2 separate regions of the Mus musculus genome follow, and region 1 is linked to region 2. The links are chromatin loops, found by intact Hi-C in ENCODE. Cell type or tissue: heart. All regions are shown on one strand. Links, peaks and the distances in the headings refer to the core of each region. The heading gives the core; the rest is flanking DNA.

Region 1 (11,844 bases), core at 2,257-10,256, 49 kb after region 2:
CCTCCTGTATCCTCATTTACCCACGTCTTAGGAACTAGTCACCGAAACTGTAGAATTTGGTTTTCATTAAGAAAACTTTAAGATTTTTTTTTTTTCTCAAGACAGGGTTTCTCTGTATAGCCCTGGCTGTCCTGGAACTCACTTTGTAGACCAGGCTGGCCTCGAACTCAGAAATCTGCCTGCCTCTGCCTCCCGAGTGCTGGGATTAAAGGCGTGCGCCACCACACTCGGCTTTTTTAAGAACTATTTTATGTGTATGGAGTTCTGCCTTTGTGTAAAGGGTCACATGCAAAGAATTAGAGATCTAGGAAGCCTACAGGGTGAAGCTGCATCAATTCACTGTGTTCACTGTGTTCAGCTGAGCACAGTGGACAAGGAACAGGACAGGCTTTCAGGAGGCTGCAGTATGAGGAAAACACCATCTTCCCAACCAAGATCCAAGCTCTTGGAGAAAGGCTCAGTGCCCTGTGATTCTCTCTGGTTTGGTGTTGCATGAGTGAGCAGTAAAGCCACAGACTGATGAGATTCTTTTCCACAGGATGAGGATGAAGAAGTCTACAAGAGAGACTTTAGTGCACCTACTCTTGAGGACCATTTCAACAAAACCATTCTTCCTAAAGTCATGCAGGTATGGGGATTCTCAGTAAGAGAAACAGACCTGGGGCTGGGCGTGGGGTGATTGGTGTTGTAATCATCCATCCCTCTTTCAGGTCAAGAATTTTGGACGGTCTGGTCGCACCAAGTACACCCACCTTGTGGATCAAGATACCACTTCCTTTGACTCTGCATGGGGCCAAGAGAGTGCCCAGAACACAAAATTCTTTAAACAAAAGGCAGCAGGGGTACGAGATGTATTTGAGCGACCATCTGCCAAGAAGAGGAAAACCACCTAGTCTTCAGCTTATTCCAGCTGTGGGACACAAGGGGATCTGGTCAATTCTCTTGAACCATTATTTACATGGTTCTTGTATAGAGCTTTCCAGACTTGCGGCCATAACTTGTGTTTGAAGGTGCTTTCTAAGAGGTTTGGACTCATACCGAGAAACCCACAGAAAAGCACTAACCGGGTAGGCTAGAGGCTTCCAGCTTAAAACCACTCCTGAGAAATCTTATGTTTCTCACCTTGGCTTCCCACATTGACTTGGGACTATTCTGAGTGTTTGTCTAGCCTGGATCAGATACCTGGACATATGAATGGATGGTGTATTCTTTCTTTCTTCTTTTTTTCTTTTTTCTTTTTCTTTTACATTATTTCTTCCTTAGGGTTAGGAGTAGGCTATCAGGAAATCCAAGCTCAGTCCAACCTGTTTTCCATTTGTGGTGTTGAATCTTATAAATATACATTTTGGTGTGTGGGTGTGTGTGTGTAAGAGAGAGAAACTGTATACTAAAAACATTTTTACTATAATATTAGAAACAAAAGTCTAGTCCAGTGAACAGAGCAGCACATGCCTTCAGTCCCCACACCAGAAGTTAGGGACCTATGAAGATCTCTCACTCCAGGCCAGCCATAACTACACAGTGGGCCCTGTCTCAAAAAGAAAAAAGAATTGTAGTAACTAAAAGTAGCTCGGTAGGTTACACACACCTGTAATCCTAACACTTGGGAGGTAGAAGCAGGAAAATGAAGAATTCACTCATCCAAAGTGGACATGGTGGCAGACACCTTTAATTCCTGCACCAGGAGGCAGAGACAGCCAGATCTGAGTTTAAGGCCATCCCTGTCTACAGAGTAAGATCTGGGATCGCCAGGACTACACAGAGAAACCTTGTCTCAGTCATTTTAAACTACATAATTCAGGGCCTTCCTGGACTTTATAAGACTGTCTAAAATAAAAAACAAACAGTAAAGCAGATAATTTGGCCTATTTTTTATTTTGTTTTTGTTTTTCATGCCACGGTTTTTCTGGACAGCCCTGAGCATATTCTTTTCTCTCTTCCATATTAGAATTTGAACCCAGGGCTTCGTAAATACTAGCCAAGTGTTCTATTACTGAAGTATATCACTGGTTCTTTTATTTTCGTGTGTGTTTTAAAATAAAGTCTCACTAATCTACTCATGCAGTTCTTGAAGTTGAGAAGCCCTGCCTACAAGTCTTAGCAACCTGAGTTTGATCCTATAGATGAACATAGCAGTAGATAACTCAGTCTGGCAACCAGCAAATTGACATCTGACTTCCATATGTATTCCATGGAATGTATGAATTAGTGTTCACATGAGATGTATTTAAAAAGCAAAGTGAAAAAAAAAAAAAGCCACAAGTGTGGTTGAGCACACCTTTAATCCCTGCACTGGGGAGGCAGAGGCAGGTGAATCTCTGAGTTTGAGACCATCCTGGTCTACAGAGTGAGTTCCAGGATGCCCATGGCTAAAACAGAAATCCTGCTTCAAAACATCAAAAATAATGATGATAATAGTAATAAACTTGTGTTCCTACCACTAAAGTGGGAACTAAGTCTAGGACCTTGTATAAACTAGGTAAGTACTCAACCAGATTGTCTTCCATGCTCTTGCCAATTTATATTTAGATCATCTTTTGATTCCTGAAACAGACTCAGACATTTGAGAGTAATTAAGTAGTACCCAGATCTATTTATTCTATGTACAAATTCAACTGTTTTTAAATCTTAGTTTTTACTTTTCCACTTGGGAGCTGTGAATCAAACTTGAGTCCTCTGGAAAAGAAGCCAGTGCTCTTAACCTCTGAATTGGTCTTTGTTCTCTACCTTTTAGCTTTGTGTCGAACAATGATTTATACAATAGGACATGACTCACTGCATTCCAGTTCCTACTAATCTTTCTTCTTTAGCTCATGCTTCAGATGAAAGAGAACTAATGGGCTAAGGAGCACTCCCCAGCTGTCAGTACTAAACTCTGTTAGCCCGTGTAGTATTGACAGAGTAATAACCACCATCACAGAATGAAATTCCATCAGCAGAGTGACTTTCCTTGATGACAGTAAAAATGAGACAAGGGATGAAGAGGTGGCTCAGTGATTAACTTTCTCACTGTTCTAGAAGACCAGAGTTCTGTTCCTAATCCCATATTGGGTAACTCACAACCTGCTAGAACATCTATCACCAAGGAAATCTGAAGCCTCTGGCTTCTAGAACACCTGCTCTCATGAGCAGATAAACAGTTTAAAAGAATAAAATCTTAAAAAACAACAACAACAACAACAAAAAAAAACCCATGACTGGCCAGTAGTACTCAACTGTTAGTCTCAACTACTTGAGAGGCTGAAGGGGATCTCTTTACTTGAAGTTCAGGACAAGCCTGGACAATACAGTATAACTTCTCTTTTAAAAATATCTACACCCCCCCACCCAGCTGTGTGTGGTGGCACACGCCTTTAATCCCAGCACTTGGGAGGCAGAGGCAGGTGGACTTCTGAGTTTGAGGCCAGCGTGGTCTACAAAGTGAGTTCCAGGACAGCCAGAGCTGGGCTATACAGAAAAACCCTGTCTAGAAAAAAAAAAAAAAAAAAGTGGGAATGGGTAAGGCCCTAGTTTTTATTCTTAGTACCTTAACCCCCTACAAGACCCAATGATAACCAAGCAGTTGTACTACACATCTTTATGAAGGCAGAGGGAAGCAGAGTTTGAGGCCAGACTGGTCTATATAGTGAATTCTAGGACAGCCTGGGCTACAGAGAAACCCTGTCTCAAAAAGATGAAAGGTAAATTATACCCACACATAGACTATCAACAAACTGCCTATAATTATGTAACATGAAAGATGTAAAAAATTACTAATAAATAATAATGGTGAGCACTGAGCCAGATAGAGTACACAGAAGCTGAGGCAAAAGGGTTACAAGTTTTAGAGCAGCTTCAGCTACATCTCAGTCTCAGGTGGGAATACTTGAGTATGCATTCTTACCCACGTATGGATGGGCTTATGGAACTCAGAGGTCGGGTGGTGGTCCCTTAGTCACTCTAATTCTGGGTTGGTGCTGACCTCACAAAGCCTGAAGTTCCTGATTAGACCAGCACAGCCCCCCAGTGCAGGGAGGGATACAGGAACATCCCACCACTCCTGGATTTTTAGGGAGTTACTGGGAATCCAAACTCATTTTGCTTTTGAGGCAGGTACTTACTGAGTCACCTCTCCAGGCCTGATCCAACATTTTGATATCTGTGTTCCCATTTCTAGAACCTAAGTGTTTATTCCAGTTGTTTGTAAATACAGTTGATAACTTAAAAGCCCCCAAAACAGATGCTAGCCTTTGATACTCATAAGCTAGCCTGGAGAGTTAGTTGAAGCAGCTTTCAAGTTAGGGAGGGGTCTCAGTTTGGAAACAGCCTGGTTTATACAAGAACAGATCCAAGGGGAAAAGTGCATAAGCTATCCTAGAAACATATGCATTTGGATCTTTTGCAGAGGATCCAAATGTACTCTACATTGCCAAGAAAGAGCTAGTCAGGTGAGTGATACTAACATACCACTTAGTATCTGCTGCTTAGAGCTGGCAAGATGGCTTGGTAGAAAAGGGCACTTAAATTTGTTTCCCATGTGGTAGTTATTAGAAACACTATGGCAGTAGAGGAATCACACACACAATATAAGAGCCTGCATTTGAACATTAGGTACTTCTTTATACTGATTGTTCACACAGTTTCATCAAGGTCCAACATAGAAACTGACAATAAAATAGAATATATAATGCATTTGATCTGAGATGAAACTGAAGAAAAAAAAAAAACAGCAAAACAGAACACTTTATTTCAGTCAGTCAGTCAGTCCAGAATGTCTAAAAAAGCACATTATCAGTTGGTTAGGGCAATAAGAGCCTCCACCACATTGCCCATGTGTTCCCTCAAGCTCCTTTCTGCTGCTGCTCGAGAGATCTCCATTTCCGTCATCTGCAAAAGGGAAAATCACGTCACCAAAGCCTCTTCTCCACTTGTTTCAGGAGCCCAAATTAGGTAGCACTTCTCTTGTGAATCCATTAAAAAATTAATACTCACTATCAACTCCAGATCTTCCTTCTTGATAGTGACCTTCGCCAGTTCCTTCTCCCTGTAAATATTTATACATTTCTTTTCATTCTCTGCCTCTGCTATAAACTCCCAGAAGGAACACTCCCAGCTACTCACTGAAAATGGGTGGAACAAGGTTTACTGAAAATAGCAAATAAACGCGCCAACTCTTTCCCCTGGAGGTTTTACAGTAAGGTATCCTGGAATCTTTCCTTCCACTAACAAAGTTGTAATCCCTAGATCTGTAGAAATTGGTTAAAGACGTAAACTTTTTTTTCCCCTGGAGAACGAGGACCTACCGGTAGTGCTGGTGGTGTGCTTTAAACTTACCGCTCTTGTTTGGCCTTTTGTTCCCTGGACCGTCTGTCTCCAATGACGGACATAGCCTGTAGAAAACACGAGTCAAGTTATCTACCACCGTGCCACGCAAATTTTCTGATCTAAAACGCAATACCAAAAATAAAAACCACGTGGTTTTCAGGTATTCACAACTACGAGTGTTCTCAGGACCAAAGGACTACGCCTAATTTCGTGCACATGAGATCTATTTAGGCCCAATCTCTATCGAATTCTTAAGCAAACAGCAGACTGGGTGGGTGCTGTCGCTTAGCCCCACCCTACTGCCAAATCCCACCATTGCTATCAGCCTTCCCGGAGCCCCAGTGAGCAGCAAACCGGTCAGTCTCACCTCTCTCCCGCCCCTCTCTCAACCCCTCATACAAGCTCCCAGCCAACTTCACCGTTTCAAGATTCGAACTCTGGATCTCCTTCTCCTCCGCATAGTCAGTAACCCGCTCTAGGTCAGCAGCACCACTGTCATGTTTCCTTGGCTTCTCGGGAGGCCGCTCCGGGCCGCTGGTCTCGGTCTCTAACTCCAACTCCACGTCTCCCTCGGTCGCCATTTCGATCTCACCGCGCCGCCGCATAGGCTGCCGCTTCACAACTTCCGGCAACCCTCACAGCTTCCGCCCAGATAAGGGGCGGGGTAGGCGTGGACCACACCTTTGTGCCTGTCTTGAGAAGCTTCAGCTAGCAAAGAGGTTCGCTTTTGACTTCCTCTCCAGCTTGTTTTCTGCAGTCTCCTTCGACTATCTGTTCACTACCCACACCACCAAGGCACATTGTTCCTAAGAGCAATCCTTTCACACATAGAGACACACACATGGAATTCTGTCCAATCAAGGTGGCTAATCCTAAACCAATTAAAAAACCTAATCCCTAGACCTGATAGGCCAACTGCTCCTAATCTCAGAATAACAGTCCGAATGATCCCGAATAGGAAGCCCGGCGAAGGCATCTTCACAAGACTATTTGCATCTATCTACCACTTCCTGGTAACCTGTATTCATTTTATGACATGTCTATGCTGCCTTAAGACGAATGATTAGGCCAGCAAAGCGACTGTCCAATGGGCGAAAATCCCGAGAAGCTGCTGTTTCTCGTCAGTTTTTCCAATACTGGATCTACATCTAACAAAAATGATGGGTGCAAAAGTTGTCACCGGCCGGAGCACCACCCAGGGTCTTGCACAGCAGCACGGTGGAGTCAGTAATGTAGTGGAAACCCCCTTCAATCAGGTGAGACATTTGGGAAGAGATAGCTAAAAAGCTAGGAGTTGGGATGAGAAACCTGGTTCTTTGCCTGGGTAATAGGTAAACATCTCATTCCACATTCCCAGCCATAGATCATTAGGAAAAAGTTAAGTGGTTCAAGAATACACCAAAGTTTAAAGTTCTTGCAATGAAAACCTTACTAGTGCTTTGTGGAAGGTAATCCTAAGAGGCTCATAACCAGACAGAAGGATGGAGGGTTTGGGAATTTGACCATTGGTTAACCCCACACCCTTTGAAAAACTCTGCATTGCTTCTATCCCCAGGCATCCTGCTGTGGACCTGTTTCTTGGACCAGTGGCTGCCACTCTCTGACAGAGTCTAGGTGTAGCCGCCTGCTCTACATCCTCCTCCACGTGGGAGCCTCAGCAATCTGCTGCCTCCTGCTTTCGAAGACAGTGGTAGAAAGGGTCTGGGGCAAAGCACATGGGGTAAGTCGGCAAGGGTTGCAATGTGAGGGAAAAAAAAAAACCTTTAAGATTTGGGACAGGGAGCAAAGGAGTCAACCTACCAGTAAAAAGTTGAGACTGTCCATAGATTGTGGCTGGCCCTGACTTTTCTCACAACCAACTCCCTGCAGATCCAGATGCCCTCAGTGCTATGTGCCCACCTGTTTGGCAGCTCGGACTGCCCAGTTCTCAGTGGCTCTGGCGCTGTGTATCGAGTGTGTGCAGGAACTGCCACCTTCCACCTGCTGCAGGCTGTGCTGCTAGTTCGCCTCCACTCCCCCACCAACCCTCGGGCACAGCTGCATAACAGGTTTGTGTTTAATTTTTTGGATGGGGATGGGATAGAGGGAAGTAGACACAAGCTGGCTAAAAGAAACTCCAGGATGAAGAAAGAACACTGTAATAAAGAAAGTATGTTTATAAACTCCTGGGCTCTAAATTTTAAGTAATAGTTATATGCAAACCTTCTCTAACTGTAGTGTTGCTCAGATGTGACTGTGGCATCCGAGTTAGAACTTGGACTACAATGGGTTGGGGCTGGTTCCACCTGCCATACTTTTTTTCTTTCTCTCCTTTGCCTATTCTCCTCAATCTGGTTTTCTCTCTACCCTAACTAGCTTCTGGAGCCTCAAGCTGTTGTTCCTGTTAGGTCTCTGTGTCGTTGCCTTCTGCATCCCTGATGAGGATCTCTTCCCAGGTACTCTTCATCTTACACTGTGATCAGCAAGAGTAGGCTACAACTTCCTACTTAAGAGCAGGAAGCTGGACTTACATTACACACCTGTAATCCTAGCATTCAGGAGAGTGAAGCAGGATTGAGTTTGAGACCTGCCTAGGCTATGCAGCATTTTAATCAAAAGGGGTGGGGGTTTGGGGGGATATGATACATCATGACCAGCCAGAGCTAAAAGTTCCCAATGGTGCCTGTCTTGCAGCCTGGCATTATATTGGCATCTGTGGAGGCTTCACATTCATCCTATTACAGCTGGTGCTTATCACAGCCTTTGCCCAGTCCTGGAACAAGAATTGGTAAGGTTGGGCTGGAGAGATGGCTCAGAGGTTAAGAGCACTGACTGCTCTTCCAGAGGTTCTGAGTTCAATTCCCAGCAACCACATGGTGGCTCATAACCACACATGACACACACACATTTGTAAGAAGCACCTAACCCTAAAGGCTCCTCCAAGGAGGTTGGCAGACATTACTCAGTACAGAAAGGCTAGGCAAAGGCCATAGCACGTTTGCTCCCATGGCCTCCCAGAGAATACCAAAATACTCAGGAAATCAGATATTTAATGGCATTTACTTGTGATCCCAGCACTGGAGGAGGAAAGAAACAGGAGGGCCAATAATTCAAGGCCACAAAAAAACACAAGCAGAGCAGGGAGTTCCAAAGTCAGCCTCTTAAAACAAAGAGGCACCAGGCATGGTGGCACATGCCTTTAATCCCAGCACTTGGGAGGCAGAGGCAGGGGGATTTCTGAGTTCAAGACCAGCCTGGTCTTCTGAGTGAGTTCCAGGACAGCCAGGGATACACAGAGAAACCCTGTCTCAAACAAACAAACCCCCAAAAACAAACAAAAAGTGGTAAATACCCATAATCTCAAGACTCAGGATGCAGAGGCAAGAGTTCAAGGGCAGTCTTAAGTGTAGGTACAATCCTGTCAACAAATGAACCAAAAGCTCAAGAATGTACTGTGCGGACCAGTAGGCTGACTAACCAGTAATGGGTTAAAGTTCTAATCCCCTAACCACTTGTCTTTAGGCAGACTGGTGCAGCTCAAGACTGTAGCTGGCTCCTAGGTGTGTCACTGGCCACACTAGGGTTCTACAGCATGGCGGGTGTGGGAGCTGTGTTGCTGTTCCACCAGTACACACACCCTGACGGTTGCCTGCTCAACAAGATGTTACTCAGTCTGCACCTTTGCTTCTGTGGCCTCCTGTCTCTCCTCTCCATCGCACCTTGCATCCGCCGCAGTGGGTATATGCTATTTAACATTGCAGATTTGGGGGTGTGGTGTGTCCCTTTGAGAATTATAGCCAGTGTTACTGGCCTTCCCAGTCTCAGCTATCTAAAGTACCTCTGCTGCTTTTGTCTCTCCCCCAGAGTATATGGGGGGGGAGGGGGGGGGAACAGGTGCAGTGGAGTACTAACTCCTGTTCTCCCTAGAGCAACCAAACTCTGGCCTCCTACAAGCCTCTATCATCAGCTGCTATATCATGTATCTGACCTTCTCTGCACTGTCCAGCCGTCCCCCAGAGACAAGTGAGGACCCAGACTGCCAGTATAGTGCTTAAGACCTTTTCTGAGCCTTCAAAATACCCAGCTTTGTTCATAACCCTGTTCTCTCATTGCCCCTTGGCAGTAACCTTTCAAGGACAGAATCACACCTTGTGTCTGCCTGGCCGGAATAAAATGGAACCACAAATACCGGATACCTCAGTAGCAGTGTTTAGTGCTGGCATCATGTATGCTTGTGTGCTCTTTGCTTGGTATGTAAAGGTGCCAACCAATGGGAAGTGTGAGCGGACACCCAGGACTCACTGAAGAATGTCCAGTGCTGAGGTTTATTTAAACTGTAGAGCAAGTCTAGAACCAGAAAAGCTCCCCACGAACAGGGACAATTTCTAAGAATAGCACTTTGTCAGATGATCTGCATGAGATGACGGGGGCAGGAAAGAATGTTTAAAATGCACAGACTTTAGGGGCCTCTGAGTGCACAATACCCTCCAGAAGGATGTTGACAGTAAATGCTACCAATCTTTCACATTTGGCCCAAGGTTTAAAAACCTCTTTCTTTCACAGCAACGAGGCTTCCTACCTGGCCGAGTTATTTGGACCCTTGTGGATTATCAAGGTTTACAAGTATGAGTTCCAGGTGAGCATCAAGAGCTCAAAACCCCAACAACCCTCCCCCAAACACAGAGACACACATCCTACCAACTTCTACCCAGAATGCTCAGATTCTAGCTGCTGTTTCCTTTTATTGAGTACCCACAATGTGCTAGGCACTGTGCTAGATACTTTACATACATAGTCTCATTTCATTTCATCCTCACAACAACCCTGTGAGGTAGGTATTTTCTCCATTTCACAAATGGAGGAATTGAGGCACAAAAGATTAAACATCTCACCAAAGTTTGCATAGCCAGTTATATGCTGGAGCAAGAATTTGAACCCAGGTGTGCCTCCACTTCTTACACCAGGTCAATCTTTTCAAAGGGGAGATTTTCTAAATTAGCACCCTCACACTGTCTTAAAGCCATTTCAAAACGTGTTGCCTTGTTTTACAGAAGCCCTCAGTCTGTTTCTGCTGCCCCCAAACAGTGGAGCCAGAGGATGGTGAGTCACATGCGCAATCTAGCCAAGCTGAACCCTGTGAAGGGCCAGAGCCCTCAAGAGCCTTCACAATAGTTGGGGGAAGGGAGTGTCAGCAACATTGCTCCCCATCGGCACTTCTCTCTCTAGGGCAAAGGAGCAGGGCCAGGTCAGCTGACCAAGAGACCCCTCCAGCTGCTCAGGTGCAGAGCCAGCATCTTTCCTACAGCTACTCTGGCTTCCACTTCGCCTTCTTCCTTGCTTCACTCTATGTCATGGTTACCCTTACCAACTGGTTCAGGTAAGAAGAAAGCAGACATAAGATACTCTCCTGAAAATCTAGCAATTTTAAGGAAACACTTTAAGGCCATTCCAAAAGTTCTTGGGAGAGACACACAAGGATCTGCCCTGGTTATGAGGAAGTAGGGAGGTTCAAAAGCTAAGGCCCTGCATCATCTCTAATCAGCCTTTGGTTTCACAGCTATGAGGAAGCAGAACTGGAGAAGACCTTCACTAAGGGTAGCTGGGCTACCTTCTGGGTTAAAGTTGCCTCATGCTGGGCCTGTGTCCTCCTCTATCTGGGGCTGCTCCTGGCACCACTGCTGGCTCCCCACTCAGAATCACCACCACCCTAGTATATTCAGGCAACACTGCCATGGCATCAGTACTGCCACATAAAAACTGGCTCTTGATCTGTAGTAACAAACTGGGAGACAGACCCTTTAGATTATGCTCTTAATCTTAGCTCCAGGAACACCCAGCTGAACTCAATACCTCAAGGACAAATGAGCAGTTATCGGTGCATAGGCTCAGTAAGTATCTAAATTTGAAGAAGCAGACAAACTCACTAGTTCATTAAAGCTCAAGAGTCTAACTCCCAGGAAGTAAACCCAGGAGCCTTACCTGATCCTAGCAGTGTGGCACAAGACCCTTTCTGGTTCCAGGGCTGGAGATAAGGTCAGGGAAAGACCTACAGAGATTGAAGATTTGGGTCTGCTCTTAGCAATCAAAAGGAAATGAGTAGCTCAGCCCTAAGCAGTGGTGGAAGAAGCCCAGACCACAGAACAAACCAGGGCAGGGGAAGAAGGGAGCAGAGGCTACCATAGGTTTTAATCCTGGTCTTGAGGTCAAAGGAAATGGAAGACAAAAACCACCTTCATTCCATGAGGATTGACAGAACAGAAGAGAATGTGAGCATCCAGAGTGGCTGACCACCAGAAGTTGGTGAGCAGCAGGATTTTTTTTTTTGGCCAACTTTCAAGCAAACAAAGAATGAAGAGACATAAATTTGGGTCTTAGATCCTTCCCTCTTATGACCCTCAATACCATCCTGGGGATGGTGTCCAAGGTCGGTGTGGGGGATAAAAATCACAGAAAAGAAGTCTCTATAGTTCTTAGAGGACTCCTCTGCCATATAACTGGAGTGCTTTTCCGGTTGCAATAGTTAAAATAAAGGCTTCTTCTGTGATGTTTTCCTTATGAAGT
Region 2 (11,844 bases), core at 2,664-10,663:
CCAAGCACTTGGAAGCTGAAGCAGGAGAACTGCCAAGAGCCTGGGCCGACAGATGAGTTCTAGGCCAGCCTATGCGTCTGTGAAATCATACCAAGCACCACAATAAAAAACAGTAATGATGATGTAAAGAGAACAAACTAATGAACCATCTGATTAAGTTATCTTAGCCAGACCCCGGAGTACAGGGCTACAATCCCAGATAATGAGGATGACACAAAAGGATCAAAAGTCCCATGGCCAACCTAGCCAACAAAGTAAGACCCTGTTTCAAAATAGAACATGAAAAGGTGGCTGGAAATCTGTCTCCTTAGAACAGTGCTTCTCTAGCATGTGTGAGGCCCTAGCACCACAGAAAGATAAATAAATGCTGCAATGTTTATATATATATATATATATATATATATATATATATATTATTTTAGGGATAACACCACTTAAACATCTATACAGTTGTAATTTCTATTTATTATATGCAAACAAAAATCAGCTCATACAGCCAACAGTCTTGGCTTAAGACATAATCTAATCCAACAGTTCTCAATGTACAGTTTCAGACCAATAGCATCAGTGCTGTAAGATATTATAGAAGGTGGGCTATGGTGGTCAGCATCTTAATCCTACCATTAGGCATGAAGAGGCACAGAGATCTCTGTGAGTTCAAGGCTAGTGTGGTCTACAGAGTAGACAAGCAGGACAACCAGGGCTACACAGGGAGACCCTGTTTTGAAGAACAACATGAAGAAATGTTAAAGATAATATTAAATATAAAGTAAATTTAGACTAAATTAAAAGGTTTACAAGATGAATCAACAGGTAAAGGTGTAGAGGGATTGTAATCCAGTAGCCAACATGGCTACACGCGTTGGAATGCAGACCTGTCCTAAGCACACACCTTTATTTAAACCCAGACAGTGAAGAAATAGTTCCGTTTCTAGAAGGAAGCACCCAGTTTGAAAGTGGTATCTGATTGAGTGGCAGACAAAGTGACAAATCAGAGAAAGATCTGACTGAACAGGATATGCCCAACTCTCAAGCAAACAGAAAGGAAGGCGAACCTACTCAAGGGGCAGGGCAGAGAGAGAACAGGCAGCTTTACCGACAGACACCGTCATAGAGACACAGGCTGCAGAAGAGAACAAGCTAGACTCAGGTGAAGACAGAATGAGAAGGAGCCAGACGATTACGGCATACTGCCAAGTTAGAATGAGGCCAAGCAGAACATTTCAGTCAGAGGCTGAGAAAGAAGCCAGACTGAAGCAGTCAGCTGGGAGCAGAGTTTGAGCCAGAAAAGTTCAGAAAGAACTAGAAAGGGTGAGCTTTTACAGCAGTAAGTCTGACAGGCTAAGAACTTTCTAGGCCTAGACTAGATGGTAAGGAGACCGGAAGCTTCCAGGTGTAGGCCTAGGTTAGCAGATGGAGGTAGTAAGTCTCTGAGAGGACAATTACATCAGGTGAATAAGTGATTTTAACAGAAAGGGGCCTGCTGTCATCCCTGAGAACCTGATTCTGATTGCTATAACCTCCACCCACCCCTGTGTCAGGCACATACATGCATTCGCACTGCTGTTTGGACACACGCAAGCACACGGATACACAAAGTCTTTTCTGTTTATATTAGATGATAAAACAGATTTTGCTGGAGGTCCTTCACTACCTTAGCTTTCAGAGCTTCTAGTTTCAAAATGAGAAGTAGAACAGCTAATGAAGGCTCACCAGGCCTGGTGCACTGTCTTCGTCGCTGCTTTCCGCGTCCACACTGAGAGTCGCTGAATCCGAGGTCCTCTTGGGTCCCAGCCTGGTACTTTCAGTATAAGCATCCACGGATGATTTCAGCAGAAGGGAATCTGCCTTGGAAGATAAGGCCTTCATTTTTGAAGTTAAAACCTTTCTACGAGTCTTCTTCCGATCTTTCTTCTTATGGACCACTGATTTGCTAGAATTATTTACAACCGGGGATTTGGACAACTTAAGTAGGCCTAGCTTGGAATTGCTGAGTGAAAACGGGTAAAGATAAACCTTAGCTGTTTTCCTTAAAGTTGTAATCTGTATCGGTCTCAGAGAAGTATAAGCAATATGTTCATTTTCTTTATATTCATTCACCTATTCGGGAAATAAAGGAAAAGAGTATTAGGAACGCCGGACTATGCTCTTCCATAGCAAAGCATGAAACAAATCTGCTTAAACAAGTCTAACTCCTATTCCACAGTCACATGATTCAAATTGATGGCTTGTTAGGAAATTTTTTGCTCCTCCAAAATTTGGATACAAAAATCTCTAACCTGACCAGAAATTCTGAAGGCAAATTTCAGTGTGAGGTGATTACAACAAAGGTCAGATTCAGGTTAGTTGTAATTGCTTAAAGCTCACACTAACTCTTCAAAACAACTGCAGGGGAGCCAGGAGAAAGGGCCCCAAGTCCTACAATCCTACACTACAGTCTTGGGGTTGGCCTAGAACTCACAATGTAGACCAGTGACATGGTGGCCTCTAACAGATTTCCACCTGTTTCTGCCTTGTGAGTTACGGGATTAAAGGCAAACCTACCATAATTCCTGGAGTTGTTAGTAAATTTTCCTCAAAATTTAAGTACCTAATAGTCTGTTTAAATTTGAAAAAAAAAAAAAAAAAGCAGAAATCACAGCTTTTCCTTGGCGCCAGGTGACAGTGACTAGCAGATCCCTCCCGGGCCGAATCAGGTCTCACCTGCACAAGGGGACACTGTTTGGAGCCTGCCTTTTCCTCAGATTCAGCCTTGGACCCAGACATATTTCTGCCACTCAGCTGCTGAGCTCTTCCCGCTGCGACCAAGGCGAGATTGGGCGGGGCCCGAGGGATGTGGGCGGGCCCGAGGGAGGAGCCTCCGCGGTCAGCACGGAAGAGCTGTGTGGATTCCCTGGGCCATTAAGGCTTCTGGCGCCTGTTTTGTTTTGTGTTCTGGATAGCTCACCCCTCTGCACCTTCTAGGTCTGAACCTGCAGGTCACCTTTCGGGCAGGACTGGCTCACAAGCCAGCTCCAAGGATGCGCCTGTGTCCATCCCCTCAATGCCGGGGCTTTTACCGGTGCTGAGAATTTGATCTCAAGCTTCAAATTTGCGCGGCTACAGCTCTTACCTACCTAGTGAGCCATCTACCCGGCTGTGTTTTGTTTTGTTTAAACCCAGCTACATCTCTCTATGTCACCCTAGCTAGCCCCGTAATCCTACTGCTCTGCTTCCGGAATGAGGGGGTGCAGGATCTAAATCAGCACTTACACTGGATCCTGTAATATTGAGCCTTGTACACCTCGAGATCTTGCTTTTAAAAATACTGCTGTTTTGCAGCATGACCTCTGGAAAAGATCCATATCCTCATAAATATCATAAGGATTGGAAGAAAAATAAGCATAAAAGTCAATAGGCAGAACTTGAAAGAAATAACACAGGTGCTGGCATTAGGACCTGTGTTTGATTCCCAGCACCCAAATTCAAGCACAGGTGATGCAAGACAAGTGGACTTCTGCAGCTCCATGGCCAAACTGACTAACCTGAACACAGAGCCCAGGTCCAACAGACGCTGTCTCAAACACAAGGGAGATGATGCACAGGTTAGGATGCTTGCCACCCAAGCCTAGCATCTTTATCTTACTCCCAGAGCCTCCATAAGGGCCATTTCTCCATTTCTCATTGTTGTCCTCTGATCTTCATATGTGCACCAGAGCACCTCAATAACAATATCAATAAGAATTTTTAAAAGTTAGATAGCTCCTGAGGAAGGACATTCAAGATTGCCCTCTGAACCTCTATGTGCATGTATGTACACAAATGAACTCCCACCACCACCACCACCACCGAGGTGTGCACTCACCCCGAGTGCACACCAACAAGAAACATTCAGCCGTTACTTCTGCCCACTTTCTTGCAATACAACTATGAGAAAATTACGCCTCACCACTGCTATACAGTTTTCAATCATAATAAAGGGAACAGCTAAGCACGGTGAATCCCGCCTGCCTGTCACCCCAGACTTGGGAGGTGGAGGCAGGTGGGCTAGAAATTCAGTCTTCATCATCAGCTATATAGGTAAATCAAGGGAAACCTGTAGTACATGAACTCCAGTCGCCAAGAGAAAGGGAGCACTGAAAGAAAAGAAGGAGGGCGCTGGAGAGATGGCTCAGTGGTTAAGAGCACTGACTGCTCTTCAAAAGGTCCTGAGTTCAAGTCCCAGCAACTACATGGTGGCTCACAACCATCTGTAATGGGATCCGATGCCCTCTTCTGGTATGTGTGACAGCTACAGTGTATTTGTATAAATAACATAAATAAATCTAAGAAGGGAAGAAAAGAAAAGAAAGGAAAAGAGAGAGAGAGAGAGAGAGAGAGAAAGGAAAGTAAGCAGTTCATGTTGCTTGGGTTCTAAGTGCTGAAAAAGCTGGTTTAAGTTGCACATGACTACCTGTCCACCTGCTTCTAAATAAAGAAAATCTGCGGATGGATGGCCAGTGTTGGCCAAGGCCTGTGACCCATCCTCTACACAGGTTTAACGGATGATAGACAACAACAAGTAGCAATTCAGTCAATCTGGGCTACAACACCAGAACTGTGTCTGGCAGCAGTGGCAGAAGAGGACTTTAATAGCTAAGCCACAGACCAGGAACATAACTCAGTAGAAAGTTTACCTAGAATACACAAAGACCCTGAATTCTATCCCCAGTACCACACACATAAACTAAAGCATGGGGACCCACACCTGTAATCTCAGCTTTAGGCAATCAACACAGGAAGATCAAAACTTCCAGATCATCCTCTATTACTCTGAGTTACAAGCCAGATTACTTACAACACTGTCGCAAGGTTAAAAAAAAAAAACTGACCGCCTCAGAAACCGGCGTTACCAACTGAGATTTCCCCACACCGACTTTCATCGAGTCAGGACCTTCTTAATCCTTTTCCAAACACTCTCTTGACTTGCCATGAATCAAAACAATTATCTTCCCAAAACATTTACTCTCCATGGAATTCCCTGCTCCATACTACACTGAGCTCAGAACAGGCAAGTGCTCCACTGCTGAATGGCACCCGAAGCTCAGCAACATAACTTCTTAGGCTGATGAGTTTGTAATATAAAATTTCTGTGTCAAGTGAAGAGGCACACCGGGAGATAATCCTAGCTACTCAGGGAGGAAATAAGTGAACAACCACCAAAGTAGAGACAAAAACAAACTTGCCTGTTCAACACAGCTCCAAAATAAAAATAACAGAAAAAAAGATTTCTGTCTACTTTAGACTTTAAGGCATTTCTGGTTGTAAGCGTCCTCCTTCTTTCGTTCATTGAAAACCCTCGCTACTTAAAGTTTGTCAATTTCCTGTCTTCACCCAGCAAGGACCCAAGTGAAATAATTTAATAATTATTAACCTTCAAAGACCTATGTAATACTCCTAGAATTTTCACTATGTAGACCGACTAGCCTCAGTTTCTGAGATGCACCTGCCTCGGTCATCCCAGTGCTAAAATTGAGAGCGTGTGTGTCCAAACCAACAAATGACCCCTAACGGATTTCCTCCTTTAATTCTTTATCTTTCTTTTTTTTTCTTTTTCTTTTCTTTTCTTTTTTTTTTTTTAATTTTACAAAACACTGCAATCCTCTTTCACCTTCCCAAATGCTGGAATTCCATGCGTGACCCACGTATCCGTATAAAACACTTTACACTTCTAGGCTTTAAACAATATGCACCAACAGTCTCTCCTAATATACTCAGTTTCTTCAAAACATAATAAATGAAATCTTTAATACGAACCTTCTTGGACCTTACCAAAAACCAAAAGAAACAACTGTCAGACAGGAGGACCTTCCAGTTCTGGAAAATGTCGAAGGCGGGAAACTTGCTCGAAAGGCGCGCAAATCTCACCCTAGCCCTTTAAGCGATCCGCGCTCAGCCGCCCTCCGATTACCCACAATCCTCTGTTATGTACTTCTGGTTCCTCTACCCCCTACCGGAAGTTGTTTCTGTCAGTTGCGCAGCTGTGTGGGGCACAGCCTGTGGGACAGGGCTTTCGGCTCCTTGCTTTTCGTTGTTGGGATTGAGTCCGTTTTGGAGAGTCCCCGCGGCAGCCGTCACCATGTCGGTCCCAAGCGCACTCATGAAGCAGCCGCCCATCCAGTCTACGGCTGGGGCCGTCCCAGTTCGAAACGAGAAAGGTACGGGCTCCCCTCCCCTCCGGTTGGCTCTGACCTCTTTCATCCTGAGTATCTCTCAAACCTGCCTTACGCCGACCATGCCAGCTCGGCTGGCCCTTAAAACCTAGCTGCAGTTTCTTCCTGCGTCCCGCCTAAAGTCACAGGTGGCGTAGAGAAAGGGGATAGCGGGATCCACTTGCATCTACCTGATCGATTTAGTGAGGAGATCTCTCTCGAAATATAAAGTAAAGGAGGCTGGAGAGGCGGATCAGCGGTTGAGAGGACATACTGCTGTACCACAGGGCGCAAGTTCAATTGCCAGCAGTCACTTCAGGTGACTCAACAACCTGGGACCCCAAGTCTAGGGAGATCTGACACCTCTGGCTTCTGCCAGTACCTACACTTGTGCACATATCCACACATAGCATCCTTACAAATGATGATAATAATAATGCTACAGAGATGGCTCAACCGTTAAAGGCCAGGCTCACAGGCAGAACAGTAACAAAAATCAAAATATAAGAAGAAAGTGGGGCTGGCGAGATGGCTCAGTGGTTAAGAGCACCGACTGCTCTTCCCAAGGTCCTGAGTTCAAATCCCAGCAACCACATGGTGGCTCACAACCATCCATAACGAAATCTAATGCCCTCTTCTGGAATGTCTGAAGACAGCTACAGTGTACTTACATATAATAAATAAATAAAATCTTTAAAAAAAAAAGAAGAAGAAGAGAGCCGGGCCTGGTGGCGCACGCCTTTAATCACAGCACTCGGGAGGCAGAGGCAGGCGGATTTCTGAGTTCGAGGCCAGCCTGGTCTACAGAGCGAGTTCCAGGACGCCAGGGCTACACAGAGAAACCCTGTCTCGAAAAACCAAAAAAAAAAAAAAAAAAGAAGAAGAAGAAGAAGAAGAAGAAAGTGAGCTAGAGGCCTGTGTGTGTGTTTCTTTTCACTGTAATTGTTTTGTTTGTTTATTTTTAAGTGTATGAATGCTTTGCTTCCATGCATGGATATGCACCATGTGGGTGCAGTACCCACAGAGGCCAGAGGAGGGCCTGGAGTATCAGACTGTAACAGACTGCCATGCAGATGCTGGAAAATTGATCCAGGACCTCTGTATGAGCAGCAGAGCCTCTTAGCTGCTGAGCCACCTCTTGAGCTCCACCCTGTTTGTGTTATAGAAGAGATCTCCCGATTCAGCACGAGAGCTGGAGGAAAAGGTAGAAGCTGGCTAGTCAGAACGTTAAGTTAGGTCGTAAAGGCTGCCACAGCACCGCAGAGGAAGAAGCTAGGAAGAGAGCTGCCCTTACTGTGCCTGAGGTCAGACCCCGAGCATCCACATAGACACCTTGTGGGGAGAAGAGACGAGTTAGGAACTTTAGGCTTGATGGCTGGGCTAATAATAGCTGAAACAGCAAGCAACAGGTTCAGTGAAAGAACCTGTCTCAAGAAAGTAGTAGGAAGCACTAACTGTGGTGGCTTATGCATTTAAGCAGTCAGTAGGCAGAGGCAGACAGAGCTCTGAGTTTGCTACCAGCTTTGTCCTCACTGGCCAAGTCTGCATAACAGACCCTGCCTCTGTTTTTTGTTTTGTTTTGTTTTAGAAGGTATTTGGGCTGGCAGGATGGCTCCGTGGTTAAGGGCAATTGTTGCTCTTACAGAGGATTATGTGGCCCAGTCATCCATGACTCTAATTCCAGGGGATCTGAACCACCTTTCTGACTTTCTTGAACACCAAGCGATGTTGTGTGGGGTCACCCAGGTGGCACTGGTTTTGAAGGTATGACCAGGGCATGAAGAACAGCTGAGGCTTAGCACTGTGAGAGGCCATGGAAGGCCATTGAGGAAAGTGCAGCCTTAGTTGCAGTTAATGGCCCAGGACTAAAGGGGTTATGCAAAGGATTTAAGGCTTGGCACAATGAAGAGAGCCTATGAGAGGCTATTGTTGATACCTAGTTGCAGTGGAAGACCCCAGTGTATTGGAGATGCTGGTGCTATGGGATGATCACCATGAACAGCAACAACAGTGGAGTGGATCAACCTGAGCTTAGAGTGCTACAGAGGGCAGCAGTCCTTTGGAGTGGCCCACAAGGTCTTGTGTAGATCCTAGACATTGGAACAAGAAGCTGTAATGTTGAAGTTGCCTTGGAGGCCCCAAGATGTTTGAGATGCCAGAGCTGTAAGTTATCTGCTGAGAAAAACTAGTAACATAGTGGAAACAGCCCAGGAAAATATAGTTAGTTGTAGTCAACAAAGATGATAAAGGAGTTGGAGATCTGAAGACAGCTTTGACATCAGCCTTAGAGATGCACAGTTTGGAGTTTGCCCAGCTGGTTTCATGTCTTGCTTTGGGAATTACAGTTAAGTGGCTGGATAAATCTCCTCAGAGACTTTGAACTTTGGTCTTTTAACATCGTTGAGACTGCTGTAGACTATGGAGACTTTAGGAGTTGGGATAAATGTATTTTTATTTTGCTATGTTTAGGCATGGCCCCATAGACTCATTTTGGATAAGCCTATGGGGCCAGGGAGTGGAATGTGATGGTTTGTATATGCTTGGCCCAGGGTGGGGAACTATTTGGAAGTGTGGTCTTGTTGTGCAGGGGTGTCACTGTGGACATGGGCTTTAAGACCCTACTCCTAGCCGTCTGGAATCTAATTTTCCACTAGCAGCCTTCAAATGGAGAAGTTGAACGCTCAGCTCTGACTGCACTGTGCCCGCCTGGATGCTGCCATGCTTGCTCTTGCCTTGATGATAATGGACTGAGCCTCTGACCCTGTGAGCCAGCCCCACTTACATGTTGTCCTCTTAAAACTTGCCGTTGTCCTGGTATCTGTTCACAGTAGTAAAACCCCATCCCAGAGGGGAAAAATTGTGAGTGATAACTTAGTGTTATGATCCCACTTAAATTACTCTTGTTTATCTGCTGGGCACTGTTATAAAGAATTTGTTTAAGAAGTGTGTGTTTATTACTCTTCAATTGCTGTGATAAAACACCATGACCAAGGCAATTTATAAAAGGCAGAGTTTTATTTGGGCTTATGATTCAGAGAATTGGAGTGCAGGAAGGTAGAGCAAGGCATGGCACTACAACCAGGGAGCAGAGAGACAGACAGACAGAGGACACTCAGGCACTACAGTAGGAATCAGTAGGAATGGTGCATGGCTTTGAAACCTCAAAGGTCACCCCTGATAACATGCTTCCTCTAGCAAGGCTGTACTTCCTATCCCTACCCAAAGAGCTGAGACCCACTCGGTCAAAGAGCCAAGCCTATGGGGGACATTGTCGTTAAATCCCCACTGAGTGTTAAGATGCCATAGCATGAATGTATGGAGGTGGGGGTGGCTTCTGCACTTTGACTATTCACATTCCTCTACCTCATTGTTCCCCAAGGTACCTCTTGATGTCCTGGTGTTGGTATTCATAAAACAACTTCTCACACCGTAGACTTTATAAGAAAGCAGTGAGAGGTTGACTGTGTGGTTGGAGAATGGCTGTCATATGCTCCTTAGACTCTAGACAATCAGGAATTCAGGATTCTATCTGCAAAAGCCAAGAGGTGGAGGGAGTTAGGGAAGAGGATACTGAAACATACATTATCTTTCTTGACCAGGTGAGATCTCAATGGAAAAGGTGAAGGTGAAACGATATGTGTCCGGAAAGAGACCAGATTATGCCCCTATGGAGTCCTCAGATGAAGAGGATGAAGAATTTCAGTTCATTAAGAAAGCTAAGGAACAAGAAGCAGAGCCTGAGGAACAGGAGGAGGACTCATCCAGTGACCCCCGACTTCGGCGGTTACAGAACCGCATCAGTGAAGATGTGGAAGAGCGATTGGCTCGACACAGAAAGATCGTGGAACCTGAAGTAGTGGGAGAGAGCGACTCAGAAGTAGAAGGGGATGCTTGGCGCCTGGAACGAGAAGACAGCAGTGAGGAAGAGGAGGAAGAGATTGACGATGAAGAAATTGAGCGGCGCCGTGGCATGATGCGTCAGCGAGCACAGGAGAGGAAAAATGAAGAGATGGAAGTCATGGAGGTGGAAGATGAAGGGCGCTCTGGGGAGGAGTCTGAGTCAGAGTCTGAGTATGAGGAGTACACAGACAGTGAGGATGAAATGGAGCCTCGACTTAAGCCTGTCTTCATTCGAAAGTAAGTACCTGCCAGACCTGCTGAGCCAGGCTCAAACTCCCAGAACTCAGTAGGTTCGACCAGCGGGAACTGTTAATTCAAGGCCAGCTTAGGCTACAGAGTTGCTTCAAGGAAGCCTGGACAACTTAAGAATACCCTCTGATTCTCAAAGAGGAACCAAGAGATATAATAGTCAAACCAAGGCAGACTCCACATAATTTTGTTCTAGGTCTGACAAAAAAGGCTCTGTATCCCGCATTTCCTGCAGTGGAAGTCTTCCCGATGCTAGGTGCATGCCAGTGTTGCCAGATGCTAGCAGAAAGCCAGAGCTTGTTGCATATCCCCCTTTCAAATTAAGAGGCATGTGTCTGCCTGAAGGTAATGGGCCGGGTGAGGGTGGGGTGCTGGGTACTTGGAGATGTTCTTGTTGTGCGGCCTAAGCTGACCTGACAGTCACTGCGAGGTCTAGGCTGCTCTCTCACTTGTCGTCTCTTGCCTCAGCCTCCTAAGTGCTGGACTTAGAAGCACAGGAGCATGTGCTACCATGCCTGGCTAGTCCTTTGTTTGAGATTGATTTATTTACTGTGTATACAGAGTTCTGCCTCCATGTGTCCCTGCGTACCAGAAGAGGGCGCCAGATCTAGTTATAGATGGTTTTGAACCACCATGTAGTTGGTGGGAATTGACTCAGAAAAAGTAGAGATGGCTCTTAACCTCTGAGCCATCTCTCCAGCCCAGCTAATCCACTTTCTATGAGTTTTTGCTTTATTTTAGTGTTACTAAAGACGAAACCCATGCATATGTTAGGAAAGTACTTTAACACATCTCCAGGGAAAGTCATGTTTGAAGCACAAAATTAAGCTTGTAAAACAAATTTTGGTTTCTTTGCCCTAGCCTAGGAATCTTACTATACTGATATATTGACTATTATTTATAGTCGTCTCAGGAAGATGCTCCTTAAGTTGTCATTTACCAATGACTAAGGAGATTTTGGCGCTATCAAACCTGGGATGAAGCTAGACATTGTGGCACACACTTGTAATCCACAATTTTGGGAGACAGTAGATAGAATACTATCTCAAACATCCAGGGTTCCAGTCCAGCTTGAATACATAGGAAAGTTCAAGGCCTGGCTTGGTGGGTGAGGAGATGACTCAGTGAAATGCCTGTGTGAGGCCTGCATGGGCTACACAAGACCCCACTGCAAAACAAACAGACTTAGGGTGAACTAACTGGGCCTGCAGACACACACAGTCCATAGTCCCAGGTGTTTTAGAGGCTTAGAGAATTCAATTTAAGGCTAGGTTGGACAATACAGTGTCACCTCCCTTCAAAAGTAAAAATAGAAGGAGCAGCAAGATGTATAGTGAGTTTGGAGAAGTGGTGTCCGGTCTGAAGGCTGACTTTGATCTCCTGCACTGTCGAGGGAAAGGAGAAAACCATTCTAAAGTTGTCCTCAGGTTCTCACCACATACGCATGCCATTCATTCATGTCCATAATAATTAATTTGGAAAGATAGCCCAGAGTGCCAGCTCTGGTTGCTCTTCTAGGAGACCT

The links. Hi-C counts contacts between places; a loop is a spot of excess contacts. Peaks named below come from ENCODE experiments on the same cell type or tissue, not always from the same donor. Only the 100,000 strongest peaks of a DNase experiment are listed, where the experiment ranks them.
Region 1: it touches region 2 in a loop (2.0-fold over the local background); 5 of 42 quality-filtered maps call a loop at or near these places.

What each region holds. Positions count from the first base shown.
Region 1 is chr2:121,451,171-121,463,014 of GRCm38, reverse strand. It overlaps Serf2 (small EDRK-rich factor 2), which reads right to left. Exons shown (of 3, transcript NM_011354.3): 3 at 9,595-11,844. It overlaps Serinc4 (serine incorporator 4), which reads left to right and starts at 6,251. Exons shown (of 12, transcript NM_001025371.2): 1 at 6,251-6,560; 2 at 6,860-7,024; 3 at 7,174-7,352; 4 at 7,660-7,739; 5 at 7,978-8,071; 6 at 8,806-9,017; 7 at 9,211-9,306; 8 at 9,407-9,533; 9 at 9,847-9,919; 10 at 10,335-10,383; 11 at 10,510-10,660; 12 at 10,841-11,838. The coding sequence starts at 6,462. The coding sequence ends at 10,994. Hypk (huntingtin interacting protein K) reads right to left here and starts at 5,927. Exons shown (of 4, transcript NM_026318.3): 1 at 5,724-5,927; 2 at 5,314-5,369; 3 at 4,972-5,023; 4 at 4,575-4,866. The coding sequence starts at 5,909. The coding sequence ends at 4,771. It overlaps Mfap1b (microfibrillar-associated protein 1B), which reads left to right. Exons shown (of 7, transcript NM_001081975.3): 6 at 539-628; 7 at 711-1,349. The coding sequence ends at 893. In heart, for the core only: no CTCF peak of the experiment used is centred there; a DNase peak (open chromatin) is centred at 5,924; H3K4me3 peaks cover 2,375 bases; H3K27ac peaks cover 2,686 bases.
Region 2 is chr2:121,500,795-121,512,638 of GRCm38, reverse strand. Mfap1a (microfibrillar-associated protein 1A) reads left to right here and starts at 5,983. Exons shown (of 7, transcript NM_026220.4): 1 at 5,983-6,176; 2 at 9,770-10,307. The coding sequence starts at 6,098. Wdr76 (WD repeat domain 76) reads right to left here and starts at 5,916. Exons shown (of 13, transcript NM_030234.2): 1 at 5,776-5,916; 2 at 1,714-2,100. The coding sequence starts at 1,869. In heart, for the core only: a CTCF peak has its summit at 5,965; DNase peaks (open chromatin) are centred at 2,838 and 5,968; H3K4me3 peaks cover 3,133 bases; H3K27ac peaks cover 1,490 bases.